Regions from separate parts of the Homo sapiens genome. Here all the other regions are linked to region 6. The links are chromatin contacts, found by Hi-C or POLR2A ChIA-PET in ENCODE. All regions are on one chromosome and are shown on one strand. The core of a region is the stretch at or near the end of the contact, and the rest is flanking DNA. Distances in the headings are between cores, read along the strand shown.

Region 1 (2,757 bases), core at 89-2,588, 590 kb before region 6:
AGTTTTTAACTTTAATTAAGTCCAGTTTATCAATTCTTACATGGAGTGTGTCTTTGGTGTTGTGTCTAGAAAGTCATCACCAAACCCAAGGTTGTCTAGATTTTCTCCTCTGTTTTCTTTAGGAGTTTTGCAGTTTTGCCTTTTGCATTTAGGCCTGTGATCCTGTGAAGGGTAAGGTCTGTGTCTCGTTTCATCTTCCTGCATTTGGATGTCCAGTTGTTCCAGCCCCAAGGGTTGAAAAGCCTGTCACTTCTCCGTGGGATTGCTTTTGTTGGTTGCCTATGCTCTGAAAACTGTTCATATTGCTTCCCTGGGAATTTGACACTATGGAATTTAAAGCTTTACTAGCTTCCCTTCCCCACCCACCCTTCCCCAGAAAAACAAACCCACTCCCTCTTCTTCCCTCAGTCCCCTCTCCAGTGTTTTTCTTACCCTCTTTTTTGAAAGAAAACTTTCAGAATGGTGCCTTTGTGAGGTAGCTGTGAAGTGAGAGTCCCCCCTCAGACTTCATATGAACTGGAGATGGCAGACGTGGAGTCTTCAGCCTCACAGGGGTCGTGCTCAAAACCTAGGGTCCAAACCTGTGGCATTTAACCCCACCGCACTCAACACTGTGTAATGACAGAAACACTGACAGTTCTGAGTGTAACGCATGACCCAAAGCTGGGTTGGGACCCCAGGGCTTCTAGAGCAGTTGCTCTTCCTCCGAGGACTCAAGTGGTGGAGCTGGGCTGCGGGAACCCTTGCTCCCCGCCCACAGCGCCACTGTGCTGTCCCCACTCACCAGGCCTCCACTGTCCCAGCGCCGCTGGAGTCTTTAGGCGGTGGTGGGGGTGGTTGGGTTTTTTAAGTAAGACATTTCTTCATTAAATGCTATACGTTAACACGGCGTTGAATGTCTTTATGTCGAATAAGATTCTACAAAAAGTCAGGTGTAGATGAAAAATATCCTAGAAGGAGGTGAATCTGTAGGTCATATTTGACCCACAGATATACTTTGGCTTGTATTTCTTTTTTCTCTCTTTTCCTTTTCTCTGTCCCTTTCCCTTTCTCTCTCACTTGAACTGGTTGCCAGCACTTCAGTTAGACTTGACACAGAACAGCTGGATTTCTAGCTTCCCTTTAAACCCGGCTGCACTGGGCCTGTGTGGCACGTCCTGGTCCCCCCGAGCTCCATCCCTTCTGGCTTACATCCACCTTGTCCCTGTAAGTTTGTTTTTAATTTTATTTTTGATTTAGTTTGTGCTTTGGCAGTCCCCTAGACTAGAGCTTATATCACGTTCTCGTAGAGACATGTTGGGTCACGTGTGACGCTGGTGTGTGGTCCGTGTTGACTGGAGTGGAGAGGGTGCTGAGAGAGCACGGGCGTGGAGGCCAGAGGGCCATACCTGGTGCTGGGTGGGCCGGGTTTAGAAACACCTTGGGAGAGAAGCCTGGTGGCCGCTTCGTGGCAGGCCCGGGCTGGGACTCTTTCGCCCGCCACGCTCGCCGGCTCGATCTTGTGTTCGCGCTTGTTTCTTCTCTGTACGTGACATTTGGGCTTTCACTGCCTGGTACGGCGCCTTTCACGGGAGCGTTCAGTAAATATTGAGTGCCGTGTGTGCACAGGACCTCATCTGTTTAAAGATGGTTCTGCATGTATTCATCCTGCATCATGCTGCCACGTCTGCCACTTCATTTTTTTTTTGTTAAGGCGATGCCTGGTGCATTCAACTGATTGCCCCAGATCAGATGTTTGTGAAGGGAAGACATGGGAGTTTAGATAGTTTTCGGACTGCAGATAAGGGTCTCCTACCACAGTCTCTGCTGATGATGTAGACATGGAATGTTCAGTTGCAAAATATATTGTTTCAGTTTTATCGCTTTACTTATAGTCTTATGCAGAAGCCTTGAATTACTAGCAACAGCTTTTGTTTTACTTTGCTAAGCTTAATTCTCAAAATTATTTTGAAATGAGTCAGGCTTCTCTAAAAGGTGTTTAGGTTTCAGAATTAGTAACCATTCAGGACTCATTCATAATAATTCTCTTTTTTTTTTTAACCACTAAAGTCCCAGCTTAATTTCCATGACAATTTCAGTTTTTAAAACACAAAACGTAATCCTTGAACTTAATTAGATGAAAATTGGCAAAGCCTACACAAAACTAATTAGGAAAGACCTAGCAGGGACAGTGGGATAACCATGCGTCCTGAGAGTCTGGACCGCCACCGTTTATGCTGGTGGTCTCGGCCTGATTATTAACAGACCCACTCTTTCATCTCACAAGGTCCTGCTTGGGACAGTAAGTTACCCGTGGAGCCTACCTGGAAGCATATGAGAATGTAATTTAAATGTTTAAAACTCGTGACTGGCTACCAGCAGTTACGGTCTCTTGACATTTAGACAACGCTTACTTTCTTTGAACCACTTTTCAGGACAAAAGGGTGAGAAAACCACTTCTCTGTAATGAACTGAAACGCTGCCTAAGTCCGAATGGGAAGTTGTCGCTCTGTAGCAGTGATGGTCTGTAGCTGAGGCTGAACCGTGTACGTGCTGAAGGACAGTCATGTAAACAGTTAACAGGAAGAACGAGGACTTAATGAGAATGTTGGCTCTCCTTGCAGCGGACAAGAAGGACATTTGCTAATGAAGACTGTGGAAGGTATTTGTTAACCAAAGATTAGATATGGGTAGTTGATGGTTATTCCCAGCTGGGCTAGAAGTTCCTGGGAATAGCGTGACCTTGGTATTAGCCCCTCTCAGATTCACTGGAGAATG
Region 2 (2,949 bases), core at 50-2,549, 530 kb before region 6:
GTTGCCATATTTGGCTATTGTCAAATAAAAACAATACGGAGGGCTGGGCGACCTGCACATTCAGTCCCTTAGAACCAGAAGCTTGAGCAGCCCAGAGGCCAGTGCAGACCCTGCTTGCCTGGCGCTTTGCTGTGACCTCTGCTTGACAATGCTTGCTGCCTTGGAGCTGACGGGCTCTCGTCCAGCTCAGCTGGGGCACAAAACCGTGTAGCTTTGTCTAATTAAGAGCCACAGATGAAGTGCACCTTGGATGTGTTTCTTATTATTTCGGATGAAAGGTTGGCCTCTCTAGAAATCACCCCCAAGATTACTGTGCCTCAAACCTCGCTTGTTCCAGCCGATAGGGAAATGACGTTTTAACGATCATGTTAAATGAAACTGTAAGCTTGACCTTATTAGCTGCCTCTTCTTAATTAGCTGCTTATGCAAGCATTCTTTCCCCCCTGTAGATACAAATCAACAATTTCCAAGCCATCTTTGAACCAACCCACTCTTCTGTCCCCTTGCCAATTCCCTAGCTCCAGGGTTAATAAACTTCACATATGCTCAAGAGCAATTGCGTTAAGAAATGTTGCTTCCACGTAATTACTAGCAAAGTGCAGCATCAGCAGCCATTCATCCCTCACACATGTGCAAATTTACTGCAGGGTACATTCCTAGGAGTGTGTGTCATGGAGGACGGCTTGGCAGCTAGCATTCTGTGTGCTCTCCTCGCTGTTCCTTCAAAGGCTGGAAGGTGAGCCACTGCTTTTCCCGCTTCCCTTGCCGCTAGAGTTCTAAATGTGAAATGGGTTATGCCCGGTGGTCAATGTTTAACAACCAGCTCTCAAAAAAAAACAAAAAAACAACACAAAACAAAAGCAACCCGGCTGTTAGTGCTTGCTGATTTCCATGGTGTAAATATATCCACTGTGGTCAATTTCAATCTTGCTATCCCCTGGTGTCCCTGGACCTGGAATTGGAATTGCCGTGCACCGTTGGCTGTCACTAGGCTGAGCCAGCTCCAGCACATCCATAGTCCTGCCAATTCTTCGCACACCACTATGATTCAGAGGCCAAGACTCTCCTCCTGCTGCTTTTGGCCGTTTCTGCTGGCGAGCAAAGTTGTGGTGGTTGTTTTTCCTGTGGCAGCGTTCCAGGGTCCATTCAGTCCCTTTGTGGGGTCAAGAGGCAGGTATGGTACAGCACTGGGAGCCTCCCGACCCCCACCTGGCTGAGTGGAGTCAGGCTAGCAGAGCCCAGCCGGCTGGTCCCCAGGCCTTTTTCCGGGCACCACGCCAATAGGCCTGGCCCATGCCTCTCAATAAAACGGTAAGCCCCTAATTTCCTGTCTAAACCCCTTTTTGCTTAAAATTGTTAGAGTGGTTTCTGTTTCCTGTAACTAAACCCTGGCTGATGTAAAGTGGAACCTGAAACTGCATTTTTTTTTTTTTAAAGCAGATGTACGTTTTCCTTAGGCTTGTCTCCTAATCTGTCTGTGCAGAAGGATTTTAATGCGTTGTGAGGCCTGGGAGGACAATAATGAGTAAATTGGCACTCATTAAGCTTTGTAAATCTGAGAACTCTGGAGACAAAGCATCTGAGTGAGCTGAGAAGGGTGAGACCCACTTCTAGGGTCTGTGAGGCCCTGTCCTCTTAGCACTCCTTCTGCCAGGCCCCGGCAAGGCTGTCTGTGTTCACCAGGCAGAGGCTAGGCTGTAGGATGCTGGCGTTAGTTAGGGAGAAACTGGATTTTCTTAGATCCACAGAATCAGACACAAGTCATGAGACTATGTCATTTAGTTTGCAACTCCAAATGCTTTTGAGGCTGAGTTAACTGTGGGACGTCTCTTTGGATTTACTCTCAGGCAGGGCTCCTCCCTGGGGAGCAAACTACTCCTGAGGTGAGATGGGGGAGAACAGATGTGTACCAGTGATCCCAGCAGCCTAGGGAGGAGGCCCGACTTGCAGAGGCATTCTTTCAGCTCATTAAAGAGCACCCTCTTTGATAAAGGCAATTACCTCTTGGGAAAGAAGCCTGTTAGCAGCCCTCAGAACCTGGGTGTGAATGAATTTCCAGGTTCTTTCCAAGCTGAGAGCAGGTAGGTACTGCGAGGATGAGGCACAGCCTGGGTAAGTCTGGCAGCCGGAACTGTGGGGAGTAGACCCACCCACGGTCACTAATAAGAGGGGCTAGTCGGGACTGTGCCCTGAGAAGTGGGAGCTGAGCCCTGCAGAACCAGCTTCTAGGCTCTGTCCCCTCCTGCTGGCCCTTGGATAAGCCTCTCTGGGCCCCCTGCTTTCTCATCTGTCAAATGGGGATTATATTACCTAGCCTCATAATGTTCTCCTGCGGTGGGTAAAATGGAATCTTCAAAGCGCTAGGGAAATAGAAAGTGAGGGCGGGGTAGTGGGAGCTGTGGGCCTGGGTTCAGGCAGCGAGGTGACACACTGTCACTGAAGTCACAATAATAAAATCTACTAAGTCAGACGACTGGTGTTTTTGTTGCTGTTGTTTGTTTTTCTAATTACCAGGCATGATTAAATACTCCTGCCAGGGAAAATATTTTGTTGATCTAAATTCTAAACAATTGTGAGGGTTTATGTATATATATATATACTTCAAATCAACATGATTTTATTTATTATCCTTTGATAAGCTTTGTATTCCAAGTGAAAGTTAATTTCAGAACTCCCAGGTATAAAGTCGGTCCAGAAATGTGCTTTTCAAAAGTAAGTTGTGAGCCGTCTGAAGCCACTTTGGACATCATTCACGTCTCCAGTGCCCCAGGGTGCTGTGAATTCCTACATTTAAACAGCAGATTTGACGAAGCAACAATAGCACAGTGATCGGAAAGAGGAAGATTCGGAACTTAAGTTACTTCAATTCTGTATTCTGTGTGACCATTGAAGTCTTGTTTGTGTTTAACATTTAAAACAGTATAAGAGGCCAGGAGCGGTGGCTCATGC
Region 3 (2,929 bases), core at 1-2,500, 900 kb before region 6:
AAGACCTCAGGCAAAGCCCTGGCTCCCTCGGAGGATCGGGGCTTTCTTGTTTGTAAAACAGGACACGGACTTTAGGAGCTCAGACACGAATGCATGCAAAAGCCTTACAGAGGGTTCAGGAGAGGTGAGTTTTTGTCTCCTCCTCTGCTCCTTCTTTCTTCACTGCCTGTTTCCCTCCTTTCACCAGGCACGTAGGGGAAGGAGCTGAGGTCCCCAGGCTGTGCAGTCCTTCTAGGTCTGGGCTGTGGAGGGAGAGGAGAGGCTGGCCTGGGGGTCTCTGCTGGGGGAGATACAAGTCCGGCCTGTGGGGTTGGCCAGCCTGGGGCATGTCTGTGTTAACTCAGACACACCCACACAGACACTTCCAGAACCAGGCATGTTTACAAGTAGCAATGAGGTATTGCTAAACCTCTGGCCTGATGAGAACAGCTCTCACATAATGCTGTCTGAGTGCCAGGCCCAGGTCCAGGCACTGTACACTAATTCATTTAAGGTGGACACAAATATGCCCATTTTATGCTCAGCTGGGAAAACTGAGGCCCAGAGAGGTCAATGGACTCATCTGAGGTCAGGCAGCTGGGAGGTGGCCGAGCTGGGATGAGAACCCAGGTGGTCAGGGCTGGAGCCTCTTCCCTAGCCACAGTGCCCCTCTGCCTCTTCTCCTCCTGCCTGAGCAATCCCACTTCACTTGGACCATCCCCTGCCTATTCCAGGAGACAGGACTTGAGTGTCACTTCCCCTCCTGCTGTCTTGTGGCCCTGCCATGCACTGTGGCAAGTCTTCTGTTATCTTCTGCCTGAGAGGCCGTGACTAAGAAGGTTCCAGACTTCCCGTCTATCAAAGGTGAGGACTGAATTAGACTTTCTTCTTGACAGTGGTGATCACCTGTGACCTGTGACTGGTACATGCTCAGGAGGGAGTATACTGTTCCACTTTGCTGATTTCTAATGAAAGATTACTTTTACAGGATGGAGGGAGAAAGGGCTCCGAAGGAGAAGGAAGAAGAATAAGGGCATTGGCCTCAGTCCAGATGAAAAGACCCAGATGCAAAATTATTTGGGCCACATATGTGTTGTTTGCTTATCAAATTTTCAACCTTTGAAAAATCACAATATTGGATGGTGGGAATCAGTAGCATTGCTGGAGTTCCTGTGGGTGGCAGGAGTTGGACATTGTGGCAGGTGACCCTGCAAAGGATAAACACAGAACCTGCAGAGGGTAAAGGATTTCCCAAGTCTCACTCCTGGAGGGAGGGGCACAGGCATGAGCAGCCTATCGGGCCCCATGTCATGCAGCTATGTTCTCTGCTGCTGGTGAGCTTGGCATCGAAAGAAAACATAGCAGGAATGATTTTGTCTGGGTTGGGGATTTGGGGGAGTTTAGACTATAAATAGTGAGGAGGATATAAAAAGCCTTAAGAGGATTTTTGGAAGCCCTAAATCCACCACATAGACCAAAGCAAGTTAACAGGAACCACTTCGGTTTTAGTGAGGTCTAAATGTGACTCAGCATAGTGCCCTCCCCTCCACTGTTCCCTTCCAGCTGTCGTGGTTCACGTGTCCGCTGTCACCACAACCCTTGCCAGCATCTGCCAAACCAAGGGCACGTGTGTCAGGAGGTCTGCTGCCAGCATGCCAGCTGCCAGGTGCTGCCTAGCCTTGAATTACGGCCTGGCTCACTCCCTAAGGGAAGGCATCATTGGCAGCCTCTTCTGCAGCAGAGAAAACGGAAGCATAGGAGGGTAGGTGCCTGGTCCAGGGTCACACAGCCAGCAAGTAGTGGGCTGGATTCCACACTCAGCCGAGGCCCACTCTGCTGATTCTAGCATAATTTCTTCAGGATCACCTTTTGAGTGGACCTCAGCTGCGTGTGGGAAGGAACCTGCTTGCCTCTGTGCCTTGCTTCTTGGACACCTGCGGTCCCAGCCTTCTCTTTTCTGTGGGCCCTTATTTCATTTAATACATGGACTCATCATAAAACCCCTTTGCACTCCTGTAGCCCCAGCTCAGGAAGCCTGAAGCCCACCCCGGTCACCGAGGTGCTCAGAATCGATGGAGATCCAGAGTTGAAACCTCCCTACGTTTGGTCCTGTGTCCCCAGGGTCTGCTGCCGGCTCCTAGATACCTACAAACAGGTCTTTACTGTTGACTCTTTTAGGAACATCACTGTGGCCTAATAGTGAGGGAGTGACATTTAGGATGATGGCCGACCATCTCATTTATAGGAAAAACCCAGGGCTCTAACACATATTTTAAAAATCACTGCACTGCTGGCACAGCCCTGCCACCCAGCATTGTATTAGCCAACTCCTTCCCAAGGCTCTGGGAGAGGCTGCAGTGGGAACATTCCAGATCAGAGGTTCTGCCTTGTTTAAATAGGGGTGGAGCGAGATTGCCAGGTCTGAGGCTTCATCTTGCCAGTGAGAAATGGGGGTGCAGGGAGCTGTTTTAGATGGGGGTGCAGGGAACAGCTGCTGAGGCCTCACCGTGAGTCACACACAGGGCTGGCAGTGAGGCCACAAATCACAGTTGGGCCCCCAAACATAAGGTCCTACAGCCAGGGAGAGCCATTCTGCCTGGAGACCGAGAAGAATCCAGTCAGGAAGAAATAGTGGAAGCTAAGGTGCCCGGGCCTGAAGGGCCAGTCCGTCTGGGAGCAGCAACTGGCCCTATGGTGGGACAGGAAGAGCAAGAAAAACAGTGCCAGCTTGCTAAAGGCCGTGCCCCTGAGTTTGATCTCCACCCTGCTGGCTGAGAAGACTCACTGATGGTCTAAGTCGTCTCATGGGAGTGCCTGGGAACCAAGACTCTGGAGACGGCAGGGAGGGTGATGAGGGGCAGCGGCTGGAGCTAGAGAGACCACCTGGGAAGTGAACACCACAGACAGTGCGACAGGGCCCTCGGCTAGGGTGGGAAGCCTGGGGACGGGT
Region 4 (2,700 bases), core at 141-2,640, 610 kb before region 6:
TCCTTTTCTTGATTTTTATGACCTTGACACTTCTGGAGCTTACAGACCAGTGGAATGTTTATCAGTTTGCATTTATTTTCTCATGATTAGGTTCAAGTGTGCAGATACTACAGAAGCGTTGCTGTGTTCTCTTTGTATCCTAACAGTTTGTGATTTTGGTTTGCTCTGTTATTGGTAGTATTAACTTTGGTCATTTAACTAAGGTAGAGTGATTAGGAAAACCTGGCCAGGTTTCTCCACTGTAAAGTTACTCTCTGTCTTTTTATATTTAGTGAGTGTCATTGTGGAGAGACTGTAAATATCCTGTTCCTCATCAAACTCCCACCCCCAATAGTTTTAGCATTAATTGATGTTTCTTGGCAGAATAAATGAATAGTGTGATGGTTGCTAAATGGTGATTTTCTAATCCAGTTATTCTTTCTACTTTTATTAGTTGAAAGTAAGGAAAAGCTTGTTCCTTTTCCCATTTACTTATGTGTGTGCTTGTATGAGTATACACTCTTGTATTCCTATTTTATTTAATGAGTTATAATCTCTTACCATTATTATACATTTCCATGTTTACATCACCTTAGACGTGTCCAGTGGCTGCTGTTTGTTGCAGGCTTCTGTATCTCTTTTTTTTTTTTTTTTGAGATGGAGCCTTGCTCTGTCACCCAGGCTGGAGTGCAGTGGCACGATCTCGGTTCACTGCAACCTCCGCCTCCTGGGTTCAAGCAATTCTCATGCCTCTACCTCCCGAGTAGTTGGTATTACAGGCGTCCGCCACCATACCTGGCTAATTTTTGTATTTTTAGTAGAGACGGGGTTTCACCATGTTGGTCAGGCTGGTCTCGAACTCCTGACCTCAAATGATCCACCCGCCTTGGGTTCCCAAAGTGCTGGGATTCCAGGCATGAGGCACCATGACTGGCCTTCTGTATCTTTTTGATATGCCCCTATAACTGTTTGAGCAATTTCTTTCTGGCATACTAAGATGTTTCAGGCTGTTATTTTTTCCCTGCCCTAGCCTTGCAGTCTGCCATCTCTCGAAGAGTCTCTGGTTCTTTTTAGTGGAAAACATTTAGAAGCCAAGATCTAGACTGTGGGTGTGCTCGTTGCTGTGGGTGTTGGCTGGCCCACTCCTGAGCAGTGGGCTGACCAGGGGAAAATGTGCATGTGTGTGTGTGTCCTTGGGTTCCCCCTGATACTCCAAATCCCATTTCAACCCCAAAGGGTTCTTCCTCTTCTCTCCCTTTCTGTATTTGTAATTGCTTTATTTGACAGTTGAGAAATCTAGCTGCTCATTGGCCTCAGCCACATTTACTTACTGCATCAGTTTCCGCTGTAAGTGAGCAATCCTCTGTTGCAATGCCTCCTTCCCGGTGCCTTCCCTATGTGACTCAACTCAAGGGTTGGCGGCCTACCTGACGCCCCAAGGCTGGGCCACTGCACCAGCCCACCCTCACCCCATCTGGGGACCCTATCTTGCTTGACCCCACTAGTGGCTTTTTACTTCAGGACAACGGGTGGGGCAGGGGCAAGAAGCCTAACTCCATCTTGAAATAAGCTTTTCAATTTTAGTTACTAGATTCCAGGTACTACCTGTGTCACATGGCAACGCAGCCCTCATTCTCAGAGGATTTTAAAAACCTGTTGGTAAATTTAGCAAGACTGAATATTTGCTTGGATAGTATATTCTGGAAGATCTATTTTCTTTGAGTGTTTATTTGTGCCAAATATTCAACTTTTTTTTTCTAGTAGATTGGGTCTTGTCTTAATTATTTCTGTATTCCATTTAGAGGTTAACATATGAGGCACTTGAGTGTTTGATGAATTAACAGATACAGAGCATATGAGAGAGGCACCTGGAAATTTAAGAAAAATATCCTGTTAACATTGAAATGAAATATTATATAACATACTAGAAGGTATTGTTGTTCACAGATAGCCAGCATCATGAGTTGGTTCTAAAAATCAGAATGAACAATTTTTAAAATACTGTTGTTAGTTGGCGAAGTGAAGACTTGGTGACGCTGATTCTTCCCATTCTGAAGGGTTATGTGGACGTAACTCTTTCCTTTGCTTTCAGCCAAAGACTTTTTATTTCCAAAAATGAGGTATAGAAGAAAAGACTTTTATTCCCATTTTGGATAGTGAGTGGCTTATTTTTCTTTTGACTGCAAATGCTGTGTTAATATAAAAAACATTTGTCAAGAGTAGACCCTTTCTGAGAAATATATTAGACAATATTTGTTTCAGTTATCTTAGTAGGATTTTTCCCCTTTTAGGTTTTGTTTGTTTCCTTTTGGCTTTGTTTTGTTTGGTCTTGTTTCTTTTAAATTAAACTAATTTTGGAATGTGCTGACACGCGAGAGTGGTACTGGATAGCCAGTGGAAATGCGTGGCATACGTTCCTAGAACATTAATTTTACCTGAGGTCTGGGAGAGAGACTTTTTTTATGAGATAAACATGGGTGTCCTAGAGTATCATTGCAAATTAGTGTGAATTTTTATGATTAAAAATGAGAAAAGAAATTTGGTATTTTTTGGAGGACTATTTTAGGCTGTGCCCCAAAACCCTGGGAATATTTGTTCACTCTCTCTGCCATTATGGCTGCTTCTGTGTAGGGAAAATAAAATGACAAACCTACATGTTTTCTCACAGATGATAAATGTATTTCTTCTTCTCTGTAGCCTATTAATTAATATCTAACACTG
Region 5 (2,700 bases), core at 40-2,539, 870 kb after region 6:
ATCCTATTAGTGGGAAAAGGTTTGTGAGATCTTGTTTTAATGTTTGCTTTGTTGTTTAATCTGATTGCAAGTGAGGGTTAAAAACATTTTCAACCTGTTGACCATTTGCATTGTTTGCTGAATTATCTGCTCCTGTCTCTCTGAGGTCTCCCTCAGACCTGCTGAGGTCTTAGCATCTTTCCTATTCATATGAAGTCTCTCTCAGCGAAGGATTTTAATCCTTTGTTGTGTTCAGTTTATTTTCCCTAGGTTATCTGCTTTTTAATTTTGGTTTTCCTTTTTAAGTAGAAGCTCTGAACTTTGTGCCTTAGTGTGTGAGGTTTTTGTTTTTGTTTTTTTTTGAGATGGAGTCTCCCTCTGTTGCCCAGGCTGGAGTGCAGTGGCACGATCTCGGCTCACTGCAACCTCCGCCTCCGGGTTCAAGCAATCCTCTGTCTCAGCCTCCTGAGTAGCTGGGATTACAGGCGCCCGCCACCATGCCCGGCTAACTTTTTTATTTTTTTTTATTTTTATTTTTTTAGTAGAGACGGGGTTTCACCATCTTGGCCAGGCTGGTCTCGAACTCCTGACCTCGTGATCCACCAGCCTCGGCCTCCCAAAGTGCTGGGATTACGGGCGTGAGCCACCGCGCCCGGCCAGTGTGTGAGAATTCTTCCACCACTTTTCATCTTAAGAAATCCTCGGCCACCTGACATTTGATAAACACGACTTAAGTTTTCTTGGTCCCTGTTGTCCGCATCCATGTTTTACACTCGTGGATTTCTGTTTTCTTCTCGGGGTGGGGCAATGCCTCCCCTGGTGCGGCCCTCAAAGGCCCAGGAGCGCAGATCCCGCCGCAGAAAGACCCCTCGCCCATCTGCGCCCAGCCCTTCCCCGCAGGAGGGCTCAGGGGACCCCACGCTACTGGAATCCACCCCGAGTCACAGCTACAGATCATTACCCACAAGTGGGGTCAAAGGCCTCTTTACGGGCGAGAAAGCTGCGGCTCAGCAGAAAGCCAAGCACTTTGGGAGGGAGGAGCTGAGGTGCCTTATTACTCCGAACAGACGCGAAAACAAGCCAGGGCCCGCGCGGGTAGACCTGGTAGGCGGGTGGGCGGGGCGAGGGCCACTTCCGGGGTGTGGAACCCTGTCGAGCCCCGCCCCGAGCCCCGCCCCGAGCCCCGCCCCGGGCCCTGTGGTCCCGGGATGAGCTCTCCGCGCAGCCAGGCTCGCTCCAGTGCCCGCCCAGCGCTGACTTCATTGGCTGCCTCCCCAGTCCCGCCCCCAGGGGGGCCCTGCTGATGTTCGTAGCCAATCCGCAGGCGCGGTGGCAGCTGCGGGTCGCGGGTCGCGGGTCGCGAGTCGCCGGTCGCCGGTCGCGGCGGAGCCTGGGCGCTGAGGTACCGGGGCCTGGACGAGGGGGCCGCGGTCTGGCTAGGGAGCCGCGCGGGCTCATGGCGGTACGGCGACCTGGCCTCGCTCGAGGGTTCGCGGGCGGGCCGCCCCTCCCCGGGCTCCTAGGGGGACGCTCCAGCTGGAGGGGCGGTGACCGCGACTGTCGTGGGCTGGCCCCAGGTGGCTAGGGTTGGGGGTCAGAGGTCAGAGGTTCTGCCCTCTGGAATGTTAGGGCCCCGCCCGTGGAGCCGTGGAGCCCTGGGGCCGGGCCGCTCCCCATTTTCCTGTCAGCTCTTGTTGAGGTGCCCCATCTTTTCGCAGAAGGGACTTGGAGGGAAGCGGGCCTGGAGCTGCTGCCGCCGCCCCTGAGCTCGGACGCGAAGGCTGGCCCCGTCCCCGGGCTGCCGCCGTGGTCCTGCAGGTGACCCTCAACCCCCCGAGGACCGCCGGCCGCCTCCCGCCTCCGGGCAGGCTCAGGAGCGCGCGGAGCGGGGTGTGGGCCTGTGACCCTCGAAGGCGTGGGCGGGGAGTAGGGGGTCGAGCTGGGGCCGCAGGCTGTCCCCGTACGGGCTGCTCCCCTGTGGCTCCGAAGCCACCTTTTTCTGAAGTTGTCAGCCCGCGTGTTTGAGATTTCGTTTCTGGAATCTCACGCGAACAATCTGGAGAGAGGAACAGGGGTCTTGCGGCTTTGGCTGTTGACTCAAGGGGAAAATAAAAACCAGACAATGGGGATGTAATGAATGCAAAGTGACCCGTGAGCAAACTGGACGCTTTTCTCCGGCTGACAGGCATGAGTTCTCCCCGTAGCTTGCCCCACATACTGTGAGTTAAACTGTGTCAAAGTAAGAGCAGTTTAGCCCCACAGTTCTGAGCAAGAGTCCTTAGCGCTGACCTTCTTAGTGAAGATACTTTGCAATGTGTAAAATATTGAATACAAAATTATTGTGCAAAGCTTCTGAGTTGAAGATTCTGAGTGCGCGGAGGCTGGCGGCAGCCCTTACTTGCCATTGCAAGGATCTCAACTTACTACTCTGAGAGCAAAAGTAGTTGTTTCTTTACAGATGTGGGTTTAGGGGAGACAGCTATGGATGAGGAACAGGGGCGGGGTTCGTTTTCTGCACAAAACGTATGCGATTAGAAAAAACAAAGGGTTTTTATTCTGCCTATCTTCTTCCATCTCAGCCAGCATAAGCACATTCTTTTTTTTCTGTTGATGATGTATGCTGAGTATTTGCAGCGATTAGGAAAAGGAATACTCTCTAACAAGACACTTCTCTTTAAACGAGGCGGTGGAGGGATGATTATGTCTTCTGTGGAATTAACC
Region 6 (2,700 bases), core at 87-2,586:
AGGGTAATAATGTTGTCTTCATACCATTCACACTCTTAAGGTACACAGGTTGGCTTTCTAGTAGGAAATAAAATCAAACTATTTTCTGAAACTCATAAATCTCAGGCCAATAATTTACCTTTCTCTACCAAATCGTTGTCAGTTAGATAACTCAAAAGATTTTTCTGATGCAGGTAGAAGAAAGGTGATAGGAAAGAGTAAGGGGGAAAACAGTAAATTGTGGTTTAATTAAAAAGGAAAGTCATTCAGAATTAACAAGCAATTAACAAGGAATTGAGGAATTCCTATGAGAGTAAGGAAGGGAGGGTAGCTACAAAAAGGTCTCAAAGCCTCAGAGCAGAGTAAATGGCACAGTGTACCAAAAGATAATGAAAAACACAGAAACACACTGTACAGAAAGAAAGTGGGAAAATACTGTCCTGGGTAGAGAAGTTATAAAATGTTAAGTATCAGGCACGGGTAATGTTTTTGTTTTTCCTGGGAAACTGGGGGTGGGGGTGGGGGGGGTAGGAAAGGTTGCATTCCCAGGCAACCACCCTGAAAATAAACCACTGCTTAATGAGGTAGGGGCCAGGAATAAACAACGGGGGAGGGGAGGGCTGGCTCATTACCTTTACAGACGATGCTGGTCAGAGGCACTGTGCCTTCTGCTTCTCTGATAGGTGGGCAGACCTCTTCCTGCTTTCGCGTCTTCTTCAGCCAGCTCAAACCTAGAAAAACAGAAACCAGTGAGTGGTGTAGTGTCTCAGAGGTGGGGAGGGGGGAGCTCAGGAAAGGGGCTGGAGAGTGGCAAGGGCAGGCAAGAAAAAGCAGAGATTTTCCTCCCTCCTACCCTCCCAGCCAGCACTCTTCCCCTCGGGGGAAGTAAAGGACTTTACCTGTCTCCTCAGCTGCTGCTTCTCTTCCTCCTTTCAGCCTCCTCTACACTCACCAACTTCTCCATTGAAGAAATACCCCAGGCAGGGCCGGACCCTGGTGTTCCTGATCCTCCTCGGTGCCTCACGGCCCCAGCCCGGCGAACATCCGAACAGCCGAGAAGGCAGGAGGTGGCGATCCCGGCCGCCGGGCAGCCTTGGGGCAGAGGTGCAGGGAGGCAGGGAGGAAGTCCTGGCTCGGGTGGGGGGGCAGTCCCGGTCCAGGGCTCGGAGCAGGGGGCTGCCGCGCTCCGGGCCGGAGGCTTCCAGCTACGGAGGGACCCAGGAGGTCTCGGGACGGCGAGGTCCCAGGTCATACGGGGCCCGAAGTGCCAGCCGTGGGGTCTCCGGACAGGGGGCTTTCGGGATGCACTTTGCACTGGGCCACCCCCGCCCCCTCCCTTCAGCACTTTGGGGTCACTGGGATGGGACCAAGCCTTCAACAACCAATCAGCGCCCGCAGTGGAGCCTGAGCCTGGAGCCGTAAACCAGGTCCGGGATGGGTGGGGGTGGAGGGAGTAGGGACGACTTGGTTGGTTGGTTGCTTCCTTCTCTCCTCCTTACCCCCGGCAGCCCCCACCCTCTGCCTGCCGTAAAGTTGCCTTTGCATTCGCGACAGTTAAGGGAGGCGTGCCGAACGGGGCAGAGATTCGTCTCCGATTGGTCTCACTCACTTCCCCTTACAGCTTCCCCGTGGTGGCTTCCGAGGCTCCGCCCCTGGCGGAGGGACTCAAAGCCGTTGCTAAGAGACACTATTCGCCGAAGGCGGTCTCTGCGCATGCGGGAGGAGGTGCCAGCTTGTACTTTCTGTGAACTACGGTGGCCCAGAGCGGGCATTTGTGTTCCCTCAAATGGCGGTGTGAAGAGAGTTCGCCTGAGCCAGATCCCAGGCAGGTAACCGGGACCGGCCGCCGTGCTGGCAGCAGGGGAGGCACGAGTGCGGCCAAATGAGAGCCTGGTTCAGGGCTTAAGGTTGGGAGGGCGGCAGGCTCCAGGAAGCGAGTAGAGGGGTGCCTTGTTTCTCCGCCCCTGTTCAGCGCTTGTCAGACGCAAGTGCCCGGTCTTGGCGCGGCTGTCGGTCCTTGAGACCCCGTTAGCTTCCAGGCTGGCAATGCCTCGCCTGAAGTGGGAGAACGGACTCTCTTTGGGATAGCGATGACGATCCAAGGACCTTCCTGAAAGGATAGCAACGTTGGCGGGTTCCTGTGAATGAATGGAGAGGGGTCGTGGGGAAAACGCGAGATAGACTGATCAAGACACGTTTGTTAAGCACTTTATTCATTAGCAAGTGTTTACTGGCCACTGTTCTAGTCCCTGGGGAGACAACAGTGAACAAGATAGTGATTTCGGGGAAACAAACACAAAATTATCAGATAGGGATGGGTTATATGAGGAAAATCAAGCAGAATGGTGGAATCGATTTTGACCAGGACGTGATGGGCTGTATTAGATAGGTAGTGCTATGGTGTGAATATCTGTCCCCTTCAAAACTCATGTTGAAATTTAATCCCCAATGTGGCAGTACTGAGAGGTAGAGTCTTTAAGAGGTGGTTGGACCGTGAGGGTTCTGTCTTCACGAGTGGATTGATCTATTCATGGATTAATGGGTTATCACGGAGGTAGAACTGGTGGCTTTTTAAGGAGAGACTTGACAACTCGTGAGCCTGCTCAGCCCCCTGGCCACGTGATACTTTGCGGTGCTGTCTCGTGGTCCGTCAGTCTTAGACTTCCCAGCCTCCAAAACTAGACAATAAATTACTTTTCTTTATAAATTACCGAGTTTTAG
Region 7 (2,968 bases), core at 248-2,747, 560 kb after region 6:
GTTAAAGCAGCTATTGTAACTATGCTCAGAAACGTAAGAAAAGCTATGCTCATGGTCATGGAACATATAGGAGATCTTAGAAGCAACAAAGATATACTCTACAAAAACACAGTTTTAGGACTAAAAAATAAATACAATATCTGAAATTTTAAAAATTCACTCCATGGGTCTAACAACAGAGTAAGATGATGAAAGATTACTGAACTTGAAGATAGAGGATTAGACATTATTCAGTCTAGAAAATGGGAAGGAAAAAATTGTTGACAATGAGCAAGACTCAGTTACCTGTGGGATAGTATCAAGCATTCTAGCATAAGGGTAATTGGAGTCACAGAAGGAGAGGAGAGAGAAAATGGAGCAGAAAATAATCATTTAAGAAACAGTGATCAAAAATTTCCCAGGTTTGTGAAAGACAGATGAGAGGTAATCAGATCACATCTTCATGTTTCAACTAGATTCCAGATTAATTCAAAGTGCCATAACAGAGCCCTCTGATCATTGCAACAAGTGGGCAAGTATATCAAGTTCGTGATTTTGCCTCCCATGTATCTTCTAAGAGAGAACCATGCTGCACTGCAAAACTGAAACCAGAAGATCATGTAGGAAAACACCTACAAAACAAAGTGACATAAACAAACATGAGTGCAGACTCTATTAATGAGTGCCACAGAGCTGTGCTAAGCCTACGATAGATAACATCAAGTGTGTGTATTGCTACAGAAAGTTCAGAGTCATTCTGGCTTGATGGACCACAGTCCTGCCGTGTTGCCACGTTTGAGCCAAGTTCAAGCCAAATACACTTCAGACTAAAAGCAATTTCAGAAGCAAGTTCTTAGTATCTCCGTAGAACAGGGGTCAGCAAACTTCATCTGTATAGGTCTAGAGAATAAATATTTTTGCCTTCGCAGGCCACATGTGGTCTCTGGCATATTTTTTTCTGTATTTTGAGTCATAATCCTTTAAAACATGTAAAATTTGTTATTCGCCCTTGGGTTGTCCAAAAATAACCCCGCAGGCCAGACATAGCCCACACGTAAGAGTTTGCTGGCCTGTGTTTTGGATTATTGCTTACTCCCGTTTTGCCCACTGAGATATTGGCACCACGCTCTCAGCATGAGCCAGAGCTCTGCAGGTATTAGCTCAGGGAATGTATTTTCTTATTATACAAAGGAGGACGTGTTAGAATTCTGAATTTCTTTTTATTGTGTAACTTGATAAATATTCGATTTCTGCCTCCCCACCACTTCTCTTTCCCACTTCCTTACACTCCCTTCCTGACTGTAAAATCATGTGAATCAGACTTAAAGAATGAGTGGAATTACTTAGAGCAGAGAAGAAAATGAAATTGAAAAACAGGAGAAAATAGCACCTAAGATCTGCCTTAGAGACTGTAGACAGCAAGTGCCTGGCTCCCTGCCCCAGGCTGGTTTTGTTTGCTCATTTGTTGATTTGTTTATTCTGAACCATCTGACCTTGTACTTTTTCTTAAACTGGATATGCGAGTGCCATGACTCATCAAAGAGGATTTATTGTTTGGCTAAAGAAATGTATGATCTGATAATAGATTTTGAAGCTCTTGCAATTCCTAACAAGATAGATCCGTGCGTACATACATACACATACATATATACATACACACATGTAAATGTATCTACATGCACCATATACATATATATATGTATTATGTACAGTAGTTCCCACTTATTTGCAGTTTCACTTTCTGTGGTTTCAGTTACCCGTGGTCAACCATTGCCCAAAAATATTAAAAGGAAAATTTCTGAAACAGTTCATCAGTTTTAAGTTGCTTGCTGTTCTGAGTAGTGTCATGAAATCTCACACCATCCCGCTCTGTCCTGCCCAGGACGTGAATCATCCCCTTGTCCAGGGGATCCACAGTGTCTCTGCTCCCTGCTGGTTGTCACTCAGTAGCCATCTCAGTTAGATCAACTGTAGGGTGTCGTAGTTCTTGCGTTTTACTTAATATTGGTCTCAAAGCACAAGAGTGGTGATGATGGCAACTCAGATGTACTAAAAAGAAGCTATAAAATGCATCCTGTAAGTGAAAAGGTAAACGTCTTCAACTTAATAAGGAAAGAAAAACAAATGTATGCTGAGGTTGCTCAGATCTACAGTAAATGAATCTTCTACCCATGAAATTGTGAAGAAAAAGAAGAAAGAAATCTGTGCATAGTATATACAGGGTTCAGTACTAGCCTTATTTTCAAGCATCCACTGGGGGTCTTAGAACATATCTGCCACAGATAAGGGAGGACTTCTGTACAGCTATTATACACACACAAATATTTGGACAACAAAATTTGAATTATTGCATGGCACGATCTAGTTGTCATGAGTCTTTCATAAGAACCTATGGTTACATGGATTCATGCTAGTAAGTGAAGAAAAGTAGAAAACCTGACCTTAGGAAATGAGTGCCAGAAAATCGGGGAGATTGGACACACAAGTAAAAACTGCACCTGGGCAACAGGGTAAGGTGGAGATGTGGAGGGTCTGGATTACAAATGGCTGTTTCAGATGGGGTGGCATGAGTGGAGGACAGAGCCTGGAACCTGGAAGAAGCGCCCAAGAATCCCATGGTGTGAACTTTATTAAAGAAGCCAGAATGCAACCCACTGTTGAACCTGGCAAGGTGAAAGAGCCTTTCTATGTTATTGTTACTCTTTGACCTTTAAAGTGGCAGAGATGTTTGTCTTTTTCCTTTATACTTTCCTTTATTTCTCCTGATCTCCCTTTAATTTTCTTCAACCCTTTTTCCATTGAGTTCCTGACAGTTTCCTTTGCCTTCCCAACTGCACACCATTAGCACCACTTTATTCTAATCCTAGCTCTGTGGATACTTCTCCCAAACCCTGCTGTAACCATATGGAATCTGGAGTCTGACACGCATGGCAGATGGCGTCTCCCCAGCATCTCACACACCAACACAAAAACATTGACAAACCTGACC

Evidence for each region. Hi-C counts contacts between places; a loop is a spot of excess contacts on that map. ChIA-PET counts read pairs that join two places held with the same protein, here RNA polymerase II (POLR2A). Pooled maps may share reads with other maps.
Region 1: a pooled map shows a loop between it and region 6 (4-fold over the local background). The contact joins the enhancer-like site here to the promoter of ASB7 in region 6. A Hi-C loop is called at or near these places in 3 of 37 single-sample maps with no recorded cell type and 11 of 50 pooled maps.
Region 2: a loop to region 6 is called in a pooled map, with 11 times the contacts of the local background. The contact joins the enhancer-like site here to the promoter of ASB7 in region 6. A Hi-C loop is called at or near these places in 3 of 37 single-sample maps with no recorded cell type and 11 of 50 pooled maps.
Region 3: a loop to region 6 is called in a pooled map, with 3 times the contacts of the local background. The contact joins the enhancer-like site here to the promoter of ASB7 in region 6. A Hi-C loop is called at or near these places in 2 of 50 pooled maps. POLR2A ChIA-PET finds 5 or more read pairs at or near these places in 2 of 52 experiments (Panc1 and activated CD4-positive, alpha-beta T cell).
Region 4: a pooled map shows a loop between it and region 6 (4-fold over the local background). The contact joins the enhancer-like site here to the promoter of ASB7 in region 6. A Hi-C loop is called at or near these places in 1 of 168 maps with a recorded cell type or tissue (naive thymus-derived CD4-positive, alpha-beta T cell), 3 of 37 single-sample maps with no recorded cell type and 13 of 50 pooled maps.
Region 5: a loop to region 6 is called in a map of CD8-positive, alpha-beta T cell, with 17 times the contacts of the local background. The contact joins the promoter of LYSMD4 here to the promoter of ASB7 in region 6. A Hi-C loop is called at or near these places in 8 of 168 maps with a recorded cell type or tissue (B cell, CD4-positive, alpha-beta T cell, CD4-positive, alpha-beta memory T cell and 3 more), 1 of 37 single-sample maps with no recorded cell type and 13 of 50 pooled maps. POLR2A ChIA-PET finds 5 or more read pairs at or near these places in 1 of 52 experiments (HepG2).
Region 7: a loop to region 6 is called in a map of endothelial cell of umbilical vein, with 2.3 times the contacts of the local background. The contact joins the enhancer-like site here to the promoter of ASB7 in region 6. A Hi-C loop is called at or near these places in 1 of 168 maps with a recorded cell type or tissue (endothelial cell of umbilical vein). POLR2A ChIA-PET finds 5 or more read pairs at or near these places in 1 of 52 experiments (activated T-cell).

The regions. Positions count from the first base shown.
Region 1 is chr15:101,187,877-101,190,633 of GRCh38, reverse strand. All of the region lies in intron 2 of CHSY1 (chondroitin sulfate synthase 1), which reads left to right. Among named protein-coding and RNA genes, the nearest start is that of LRRK1-AS1, 37 kb to the right of the region's middle. RefSeq lists an enhancer at 259-1,146. Within about 2 kb of position 1,338, at least 12 of the 41 ENCODE cell types and tissues checked have a DNase peak (open chromatin) inside an H3K27ac peak, as active enhancers do.
Region 2 is chr15:101,126,086-101,129,034 of GRCh38, reverse strand. All of the region lies in intron 1 of LRRK1-AS1 (LRRK1 antisense RNA 1), which reads left to right. Among named protein-coding and RNA genes, the nearest start is that of LRRK1-AS1, 24 kb to the left of the region's middle. RefSeq lists enhancers at 1,010-1,179, 1,390-1,499, 1,790-1,839 and a silencer at 2,130-2,179. Within about 2 kb of position 1,299, at least 37 of the 41 ENCODE cell types and tissues checked have a DNase peak (open chromatin) inside an H3K27ac peak, as active enhancers do.
Region 3 is chr15:101,498,817-101,501,745 of GRCh38, reverse strand. No RefSeq gene overlaps it. Among named protein-coding and RNA genes, the nearest start is that of PCSK6, 11 kb to the right of the region's middle. Within about 2 kb of position 1,250, at least 9 of the 41 ENCODE cell types and tissues checked have a DNase peak (open chromatin) inside an H3K27ac peak, as active enhancers do.
Region 4 is chr15:101,206,646-101,209,345 of GRCh38, reverse strand. The region is part of intron 2 of CHSY1 (chondroitin sulfate synthase 1); the gene reads left to right. Among named protein-coding and RNA genes, the nearest start is that of CHSY1, 44 kb to the left of the region's middle. Within about 2 kb of position 1,390, at least 9 of the 41 ENCODE cell types and tissues checked have a DNase peak (open chromatin) inside an H3K27ac peak, as active enhancers do.
Region 5 is chr15:99,732,026-99,734,725 of GRCh38, reverse strand. LYSMD4 (LysM domain containing 4) reads left to right here and starts at 1,289. Exons shown (of 3, transcript NM_001284417.2): 1 at 1,289-1,381. RefSeq lists silencers at 960-1,689, 1,730-1,839.
Region 6 is chr15:100,601,225-100,603,924 of GRCh38, reverse strand. It overlaps ASB7 (ankyrin repeat and SOCS box containing 7), which reads right to left and starts at 1,336. Exons shown (of 6, transcript NM_198243.3): 1 at 879-1,336; 2 at 612-710. It overlaps LINS1 (lines homolog 1), which reads left to right and starts at 1,741. Exons shown (of 7, transcript NM_001040616.3): 1 at 1,741-1,804. RefSeq lists silencers at 554-603, 1,054-1,313 and an enhancer at 1,484-1,823.
Region 7 is chr15:100,041,645-100,044,612 of GRCh38, reverse strand. The region is part of intron 18 of ADAMTS17 (ADAM metallopeptidase with thrombospondin type 1 motif 17); the gene reads left to right. Among named protein-coding and RNA genes, the nearest start is that of ADAMTS17, 300 kb to the left of the region's middle. Within about 2 kb of position 1,497, at least 12 of the 41 ENCODE cell types and tissues checked have a DNase peak (open chromatin) inside an H3K27ac peak, as active enhancers do; they include endothelial cell of umbilical vein, where a contact is called at or near this core.